Regions from separate parts of the Homo sapiens genome. Here region 2 is linked to region 1. The links are chromatin loops, found by intact Hi-C in ENCODE. Cell type or tissue: natural killer cell. All regions are shown on one strand.

Region 1 (5,000 bases):
GACAGCTGGGGCCCTTAAGAGGTGGGTGAACCCCCCCTACCCTTCACACTTTCCTTTTCTTGCTGGATGCATCTGAGGCTTGGTAGTAACCCAGCTTATACCAGAACACCACATGGAATAGCAGATCCCCAGTCAGAAGGGGCCTTGGTCACTGAATGACTGCAGAGAATACAGCCCCTTGCCTGCTTGGATCACTCATCTCACTCATCATCACTCAACTCTCAAGATGGTTACTTGAGAGAAAAAAGATTCTATATTCTTTAAGCCACTGAAGTATTGTCATGTCTCTTACCTAACCTAACTATTACAGAAACAAAGGAGATACTAGCGCCACCAACCAGTCCACATTTAGAGCGTTGCATTTAGTCCAAAGGTTCACGTTTTTAAAAGAGACATTGACCATCTGAAGCATGTCTAGGGAAAGGTAACAATAACAACATTTAGGAGTCTGAAAACCAAGTCAATGAAAAATCTGTTAAAGACATTACAGTTGTTTAGTCTGGAAAAGAGATTTCTCCAGGGTGACATGATAACTGTCTTCAAAAATTGAAGAAGAGGAATGAAACTGAATTGGGGTAGCTCAGTGGGACCTATGGCTGGTTGGGATTTGTGATGAAGCAGATTCTCATTCAATATAGGGAAGAAGTATCTAACAATGAGGGGTGATTAGAAAAAGGCCAGATTACTTTGAGTATCAGAGGCTTCTCCCTATCACTGCACCCAGAGAATGGCCACCCACTTATGAGATGTTGCAGGGGTGATCCAATATCATTGTGGCAATGCTAGTGAATTCTAGGATTTCATGTAGAAGAGGTGATATATAATGCAGGTGAAGCCAGGTCACAACGGGGAACTGACTGTCAGTTTGGAGTGTATCCTGGAGGCAAGTAGTATCTTGAAGGTTTCTGAGCAGAGTAGCAACATGATCAAAGCAATCTGCTAGGAACATTGCTTTGGCCAACACAGGGTGGTAAAAGTCCTGATTTTTATAGCCCGTGTTGGTCATTGGGTGCTTATATTCCCTGAACCAGTAGCAATTTAAAGAAAACCAAGAGTGGGCCGGGCACAGTGGCTCACGCCTGTAATCCCAGCACTTTGGGAGGCCGAGGCGGGTGGATTATGAGGTCAGGAGATCGAGACCATCCTGGCTAACACAGCGAAACCCCATCACTACTAAAAATACAAAAAAATTAGCCGGGCATGGTGGCACGTGCCTGTAGTCCCAGCTACTCAGGAGGCTGAGGCAAGAGAATTGCTTGAACCCGGAAGGCAAAGGTTGCAGTGAGCTGAGATTGCGCCATTGCACTCCAGCCTGGGTGACAGAGCGAGACTCCGTCTCAAAAAAAAAAAAAAAAAAGGAAAACCAAGAGTAAACAACATTGATTTTCTTTACTTTATTTTTGAGATAATCCAAAAAAATAGTTATGAGCTAGCATTTTTTAACAATTTATCTTCCAAGATGAATGATCCTTTCATTTCAAGGAGCTCAAAGTACTTGACATCCCAGTCTCATTCAGGCTTGTCTCATATCTGAACCGCTATGTCAGGGGCAAGACTGTCAAACCTCCTCTCTCAGATAAGAAGGATTCACAAAGAGGGGAAGTGAGTTGTTCAAGGTCACAGTGAGTCAATGGCAGGGCAGGCTCTTTGACTGAGGTCTCCCAACCCTCAGGCCTGCACACTGCCTTGTGCCCATGCAAAGGATACCTCAACTAGGAATGTCCCCCACATACCAGAAAAACCAACCTGAATGAACATCCTTTCTGAAGATAGAAATTACCTGAGATATTTAAGGTTCAACCAATCTCATTTTGTAGATGAGGAAACTGAGGCTTAGTGAACTCAGGCCTGGGATTCCTTGTACTACATCTTACCATCCTATCTACCCATAAAATGGTAGGCCCAGAAACAACCTACATGATTACCTGGAACCAACTAGGCTATCATCATCAGCTCCACTGTCTGGAAATATAAAGGCTCACATTGGCTTTGGCCACCAAAGAGAGGAAACATTCTGCAATCCTTAAAAACTCATGGCCGAAGGGGGTGGGGAGAACTGTTTGAGCCTTGTACTTACAAAGTCAAAAGGGAAAACATGTGTTTCACATTTGTCTTGGGATGGGAAAGAAAAACTTTTCCTTTCACTTAATCTTGGTTTAAACAAACAGAGAGACTGCCCTTTCTGTAAACTCACCGAATGTCAAATATTGTTCACTCGCATGGCATTGGCTTACTAAGCCACTACAGAGCCACTTCCCTCACGTAATCCCCTCAATCCAAAGGCACTTCAACTTGAAGAGGATCAACTGAAATAATACACATTTCCTCTGATGATTGGACAAGAGGCAGCCGATGGAATCAGGTTTCCAAACCTATAACCCCTGGTTTCAGCCGGAGACTTGAGGCAATACAGCTTCAGTCATGACTCAGGATTTTGCGAGTGAAAGCAAGCACGTCAAGTGATGTAAGAAAATTCCCCCATTCCTCCAACCCACTGGCTTCCTCCTCCCTGGAGAATTCAGTCAGACAGCATTGTGTTGGGGGTGGGGGAGAAACAGAGGTATCCTGTCACTGGGTGCTGAGCTGCCGGCACGCCTCCTATCACCATTGCCATGGCCAGCGTCATCACCATCGCGGTGGCCAGCGTCAGCGTTTGACAAAGGAAGTACTCAGTTACAATTACCTTCCTGTTGGCCAGCAGCTCAGATAATTGCTTTGCAATGTGTGTGAGAACCTCATAAATTAAACCAAGAAACAGAGGGGCCAGGTCTGGGCTGAAGGGAAGTGTCAAGTGGAGGAGGCAGTGATGCAAGGCTACCTTTGAAGTCACTTTGTTTGTGAAAAGTCTGCTGTGCTCTCTTAAGGAAACTCCACTGGAATGAGGTTTCTGTGCATGTGGGGTTTAGGGCTATTGTTTTTGGCTCTGACTTTCACCTCAAGCCCTAGCTAGGACATGTATAAATCCCATAACAACAGCCTGACATGAAATTGCTCACCCTCTCATTGCATCAGGGGACTTTTACTCAGGCGGATTTTGAATGCCTCATTGTTTAATAGGACAGGAAGTTTACTCTCAATGTAAATGAGGAATCCTTTTTCTCCCCGCCTTACCTCCTTGGAAGATTCTTACAGAGGCCTGACTTGTTGGCCCTAGTCTAGCTTCTGGTCTAGCTCCTTCCATAAAAGCAGCTGCAGCCCAGCAGCAGCCTCCCAGTTTCTTTATTAGGGTAAGGCTTTTCTTAGGACCAAAGTTTTTGGGCAGGCTTTTCCCTAGAGGGAGTGCTGGGTGATGGGTTAAGTAAGGGCCACCCAGGGACAGGGTGGGGTTGGATGTGAAAAGGGTTGGATTTTCTCTTTTCAGTTTCTTCATTCTGAACTGGACCTAGGTTTTTTTTTTAATCACAGAGAGGGAAGCCCCATCTCTAAATCTTATGATGCTTTTCTTCCTTGGGATATATCACAAGGAAAAAGTGGGTGACTAGCCCACATTTGTGGCATAAGGATAGGACTCTGAAGTCCAAATGTATCAGATTAACCAGCATGAGCAAGAGGATGCCTAATTCAGAACCATGACCCTACCCTCTGTTAGAGCAAATCTCTGAGGATAGAAACTTCTAGAAAAATCCTTGTGGGCTCCCCCACATCTCACACCACACTCTGTAGGCAAACCCTTTAAAAAAGGCACAAGTATAACCCTCTCAATCTTCTTCTGATGCCCTCAGCAACAAGATTGGCTGAGAGATCTTCAAAGGGAGAATAATCTCAGATACAATTACTTTAGTCAAAGGAAACCAGTTATGGACAACAACTAGGGAAATGACAGAGACACCAACTCAGTAAGATGAGGAAGCCCTAGTTTATTTGGTTTGTATATCCAGAATCTTTTTTCCTACACATCTGAAAAGATACCAATAATGAGTTAAAAAAAAAAAATCAAGTCAACCACTGCACATGTAGACCTAGAGATTAGTCTAAGGTTGAATTCCCATCACCATTGCCTTCCACACACAGCTTCATCAACAATGATGAAGAGTCAAGGATGGGCTGGGCAGGTGGCTCAGGTCTGTAATCCCATAACTTTGGGAGGCCAAGGTGGGTGGATCACTTGAGGTCAGGAGTTCAAGACCAGCCTAGGCAACATGGTAAAATCTGTCTCTACTAAAAATATATTAAAAAAAAAATTTAGCTGGGCATGTGGTGCACACTGGTAATCCCAGCTACTCCAGAAGCTGAGGCAGGAGAATCACTTGAACCCGGGAGGCGAAGGTTGCAGTGAGCCGAGATCGAGCCACTGCACCCCAGCCCGGGCAACACTTGCTCTGTCTCAAAAAAATAGGAAGAGTCAAGGATGATCCCTGACAGTAAATATGCTAAAGATTTATTTGTTTAAAATTGCAACATTAACCAGAGTTTTACACACTTGTATATGTGTATACGCATGTAAGTGTGTGATTGTGATTTTATTTGCACCAGGTCAGGTATAACTAAGCAAGAAGTAGCAGCCTTGCTTGTGGCCGGAGCTCTGTTCTCAGAGCTGCTTTCACATTACAGTCACCTGTAGAGATTCATCCACAACACACAGATACCTGAATGCCTGAGTGTCTCCCCCAGAGGTTCGGATTTAACTGGGCTGGCCTGGGATCTGAGCACAGATCTTTTTTTTTTTTAAAGCTCTCCAGCTGATTATAATGTGTGTCCAGGTCACCATCCACTGAACTAGGCCAGCCCCTAATGCAGTCTTCTCCCTCCACTGCTCTGTAAAATTGAGCCACATTTGCCAGCTCCTTGCACAATATCCTCTCACTTGGGCACTGGTGATTCTCTCATCTCCCTGGTCCTCATCCTCGCTTCACCCCACACTTCAGCATCTGGGATCTGGCTTCCCTGTGACTATACCATGGCAAAAAAGTTCTTCCTAAAATGGCCTCAGGTATAATTCACATTTTAAATTACTTCCTACTCAATAAAAATGATTGTATTTATAAACCATCTGGTCATTC
Region 2 (5,000 bases), 240 kb after region 1:
TGAGCTCCACATGGAGTTTGCTGTGGTTGGCAGCTCCCATTAGCCTTTACAGGTATATGTGGACGAGTGTGTGATCAGCCCCAGCCAGGATATGGAAGTGGCCCCTGCACACTACAGCCTTGTCAGGAATCATGGGTACTGAACCTGGAGGAGGAGGATAGGGTAGGATGGGTACAATTCAGTGGGTGATATCTCTGGGGAGGCTGGGACAGGGGCTGAGAGCCTTCCAGGGCTGGAAGGCACGGATGCCCAGATAGTGCTCCCTGGGCGTTCTTGAGTAGTCCTTTCTAGGCCAGGGGAGCAAGAATGCTTTACTGGCCCTTTCACCTCTGGAGCCTCTGTTTGCCCTTCTGTGAAATGGGGATAGTGCCAGAATCTTCAAAGCCTGCTGTGTAGACTGAATGGGGTGACGCTTAGCTCAGTGCTTGGCATGCAGAATTCTCAACAAATGATGGTGTATGGTGGTGTTGGGGCTAGGACCAGATCCCAGTTCAGGGGTCTGACCCTGATGACCTTCCAACCTGTGCCTTCCAGGTGCCTGGTGAACGGCAAGAACTTCCACTCCCACTTCGTGCCCCAAGAGGTCCCCAAGAGACTGGAGCTCTCCTTCCAGGCCTTCAGCTTTACTGGTACTCCTGCTGATGTGAGTGGAAACAGATAACCCCCTCCCCACTCTGCCACCCCGTAGGAACAGAGACCCAAGCTGAGGAATCTTTGGAAGTTACGGGGTGCACCACAAGCTGTTGCTCTGGAATCTAAAGGTCCCATCTGATGCTACCAAGAAGGCCTGTTCCTTCCACAGGGGCACTCATGGTGAGTCATGTTCACCAAAGGTGTACTGCATGCCTTACCCTGTAACTGGCATTTGAGGTACATGACCTCACTTAATTGTGTGGGAGGTGAGGAAACTGAGGCTCAAAATAGCTCAGATTGAATTTCTGCAATAGTTCCCCATGCTTGGCTGGACCACAAGCCCAACTGCTTTGGCCTAGAGTGGGCAGTGTGAGGTATACTGGGAATGGAGGCTTTGGACTGTGACCTAGACCCAGGTTCAAATCCCAGCTCCAGCTCTTGCTGGCTGTGACATCATGGGCAAGTCACTGACCTTTTGTTAGCCTCTGTTTCTTTGCTTGTTAAATGCAGGTCTGGTCCATGCCACCCCTAGCTCCCATCTCTGGTGCACTGACCACCTCCATCCCTCACCTCTAGGTAAGAACTTCTGGATGCCTCCCTGGGAGTATGAGTGACAGTTGTGAGATTACCTGCCTGGCCCCCTGATTACCCTATCAAAGGTCCTTGGCAGGTAGGAGGCCCCTGTTTTGGGTGTGGAGGGTGGAGGTAGGCTCTGAGGCAAGGGAGGCAGCTGGCCCGGGGAATCAGTCACAGCCTTGCATGAACAGGCTTATAGAAGACATCATCTTGCTACTAAAGGCCTCTGAGGAAACTGACACTGGCCTGGACCACAAAGACCCACTCAAGGTGCCCATTGATCAGAACCAAGGAGGGTCCTGGCTTCTGGATCCTGTCTGGAGAGGCTTCTACTGTGTGGGACCTTGGGCAAATCCTTTCCCTTTCTGGGCCTTGGTTTCCCCAAGTGCAAAATGAGAGCATTAGATTGGCCTGCCACTTTTGAGCCTCTCATGTAATCTTTATTAAACAGATATCTGGAGACCCCTTCACCTCCACCCACATAACCCTTGATATATGCCCTTCTGAGAGTTTCATAGAGGAGAGAGAAGGCTTGTAGTCACTCACACCATAGTATAAACAACATGTTATCTTTTCTGTCCTTGGAAAAAAAATAGCTTCATATTCTCTCAACTTTCAGTATCAGTAAACAAATAGTAGAAGGTCAGAAGTTTATAGCTGTGTGTGTTGGGGGTGTGAGGGGATGTTGTGTTGTGGCTTAAAACTGTCTTTGATGTCTTTGGCTTCCAGATTCCAATCAGGCCTCTGAGAAGGCTTCCCATCAGGCCCCTGAGAAGGCTTCCAATCAGGTGACAGAGAAGGCTGACTTGTCCTCTGAACTGAGTCAGGCTTCTGACTCTAGGGGGCCTGGAGACGAGCAAGGGAGCCCTCTCCTGTAGCCTGGGCTCTTCTCCAGGTCCCCTTCACAGTGAGAGACACTGGAGCTCTGCATCCAGTGGTCTTTGGCAGTCCCTGTAGAACCAGGCTCTGGCTTCCTCCTTCTCCCCTCCCTCTCCTCCCTGGGCCCCCATTTGTGGCCTGCCAGGGCAGAGCCTGAAACCTCAGGCAATCTGGCTGTAAGCTTGCTTACCTCATGACCTTGGAAGCCACTTACCCCTTTGAGCCTCCTTATCCAGAACAGTAACTGCTGCCCACTGCATATTGTTAATACATGCTGCCTTTGTTGCCTGCCTGCCTGCCAAAGGAGGGGCCAGGGCTTCCATTTTTCTGTTTAATCCTCCCAAGAATCCTCCCAATAATCCCATGCAGTAGACACAATCAGGTCCCATTCTATAGATGGGGAAACTGAGGCTTGAGGTCACATAGGCGTCGTTCAAGGCTGGTATACCTGCACCCTCTCCCATGTGAACAACATGGTTCTGGGTAATGGGGGCTGTCATCCAGTCTCCTCCCTGCCCCTGCTGGTGCACTTCCTGCCTCTGCTGGTGCACTTTCTGCCCCTACTGGTATATTTGCTGCCTCTGCTGGGGCGCTTCCTGCCTCGGCTGGTGTATCTCCTGCCCCTGCTGGTGCACTTTCTGCCCCCGCTGATGCACTTCCTGCCTCTGCTGGTGCACTTCCTGGCTCTGCTGGCGCACTTCCTGCCTCTGCTGGTGCACTTCCTGGCTCTGCTGGCGCACTTCCTGCCCCTGCTGGTGTATTTCCTGCCCCTGCTGGTGTACTTCCTTCCCCTGCTGGTGCACTTCCTGCCTCTGCTGGCGCACTTCTTGCCTCTCCAGGCCCTACCTAGCCTCTCCCTCTTATATATGGAAGTCTTCCCAGTTCACTGACACTGGTAACAGGGACTCTGCTCTTGGTGTTGCTGTCTGCCCTGGGGATGGGCATCTGTGTCTTCCTTTACTACTGCTGGCTCAGGACCCAGAGCTTTGAAGCATGTCCAGATGCAGGTCCGGGCACCAGAGTCTAAGGAGCCCCTACACCCACCAGGATTTTCCAATAAAGAGATGTTCACCAATGAGTTTAGCTCTCTGGTTTTCCTGAGGAAGGGCTGGGAACATGAGGTCCCCAGAACAGGGGCCACTGTTGGGGATACTGTCTTAGGCATGGCAGGACTCAGACAGGGGTGGGGAGGGGTGGAAAGAAGTGCGTTTTTCCTCCAAACCTGTGGCTGCCTTGGGTAGGCTGGGCTCAGAGCACTCCTGCCTTTGCCCCTTAATGTTTGAGAAGCCCAGCAGCCCCCTAGGGCGGAGGTTGAGCCTCTTGAGGATGACAGAGAGGAGGGCCCATTGGAGGTTTACTTTGCATATCCTCTTGCCTGTAGACCAGTAAGTGGCATGTCACAGCTGGCCAGTAGGGATGACAGCCAATTGTTAGCTTTTCAGGAATTTTATGAGCTCGTTGTTAGACACAGCCATTATTAAAAATTAAATAATGTAGGCTGGTGTGGTGGCTCATACCTGTGATTCTAACACTTTGGGAGGCCGAGGGAGGTGATCTGCTTGCGCCCGGGAGTTCGAGACCAGCCTGGGCAACACGGTGAAGCCCTGTCTCTACAAAAAATATAAAAATTAGCTGGATGTGGTGGTGCACGCCTGTAGTCCCAGCTACTCAGAAGGTTGAGATGGGAGGATCGCTTATGCCCAGGAGTTTGAGGCTGCAGTGAGCTGTAATCACACCACTGCATTCCAGCATGGGCGGCAGAGTGAGACCCTGTCTCAAAAAAAATAAATAAATAAACAATATAAAAAGATCAAATGATATAAACTTAGATTTAAATACATTTTACTAAAAACAAAGTAAATGCTCAAAACTTGTTGCCTCGTAATCATTTTACTATCTTAATAGTAAATATTTTACTATCTTACTATCTTACTATCCTTACTATCCTCACTATCCTTACTATCATCCTTACTATCCTTACTATACCTTACTATCATCTATGCTCTTGGGAGCTTATTTACATCTATTCTGTTTGGTGGAAAGACCACATTATCATGTGCTACTGTGTATCGCTTTATGTGGGAAGCTTGAAATAGGCCATAGTGGACACATTTATACCATGGAAATTGACAAGGCAGGGTCTCCATACCTAGAAAGTCCTGTAGTTTACCACCATTCTTCTGACCCTCTTGCTAACCCAGAGGGTAGGTAGTGTGAACCAAAAGTATCTGAGACAGGTCTCAATCAATTTAGAAAGTTTATTTTTCCAAGGTTAAGGATGCACCTGTGACAGCCTCACCCTGATGCCATGTGCCCAAGATGGTTGGGGCACAGCTTGGTTTTATACACTTTAGGGAGACATGAGACATCGATCAATGTGTGTAAAATGTACATGGGTTTGGTCTGGAAAGGCAGGACAACTTGAAGTGGGGTGGGGGCTTCCAGGTCATGGGTCGATAAGAGATAAAAGTTTGTGTTCTTTTGGATCCTTATCAGCCTTTCACTGAATAACAATTTACATGTGAGCCGGGGTGGCGGGTAGAGGAATAGTCACTTATGCTTTAGTCTGGCTCAGTGAAGCTGCATTTTTACATAAACAATAAGGGCAGAGGAAGCAATCAGATGCATTTGTCTCAGGTGAGCAGAGGGATGACTTTGAGTTCTGTCCTTTGTCCTGCACCTGTGAAGATCAGCTATTCATTTACATTGCCAGGGTGAAATCCAACAGAACTGTTTTAGGGTAAAAATCTTGAGGCCTACAAGGAATTTCCTTGTGGGCAAAATGTGCATGAGGTATGTAGCTTTTTAATCCTTGTAGCTATCTTATTTAGGAATAAAATGGGAGGCAAGTTTGCCTGATGCAGTTCCCAGCTTGTCTTTTCCCTTTGGCTTAATGATTTTGAGGTCCCCAG

Evidence for each region. A loop is a pair of places that touch in the nucleus more often than their neighbours do. Peaks named below come from ENCODE experiments on the same cell type or tissue, not always from the same donor. Only the 100,000 strongest peaks of a DNase experiment are listed, where the experiment ranks them.
Region 2: it touches region 1 in a loop (3-fold over the local background); 3 of 110 quality-filtered maps call a loop at or near these places.

What each region holds. Positions count from the first base shown.
Region 1 is chr22:30,193,854-30,198,853 of GRCh38, forward strand. The region is part of intron 1 of LOC105372988 (a long non-coding RNA gene); the gene reads right to left. It also overlaps a transcript of HORMAD2 not described here. Among named protein-coding and RNA genes, the nearest start is that of LIF-AS1, 43 kb to the right of the region's middle. RefSeq lists an enhancer at 2,513-2,632. In natural killer cell, no CTCF peak of the experiment used is centred here; a DNase peak (open chromatin) is centred at 2,578; H3K27ac peaks cover 1,856 bases.
Region 2 is chr22:30,433,083-30,438,082 of GRCh38, forward strand. It overlaps LOC105372990 (a long non-coding RNA gene), which reads left to right. Exons shown (of 4, transcript NR_148046.1): 1 at 1-162; 2 at 535-813; 3 at 1,210-1,303; 4 at 1,939-3,419. Among named protein-coding and RNA genes, the nearest start is that of MTFP1, 9.8 kb to the left of the region's middle. RefSeq lists an enhancer at 2,736-3,257. In natural killer cell, CTCF peaks have their summits at 2,690 and 2,889; DNase peaks (open chromatin) are centred at 1,969 and 2,749; H3K4me3 peaks cover 632 bases; H3K27ac peaks cover 1,677 bases.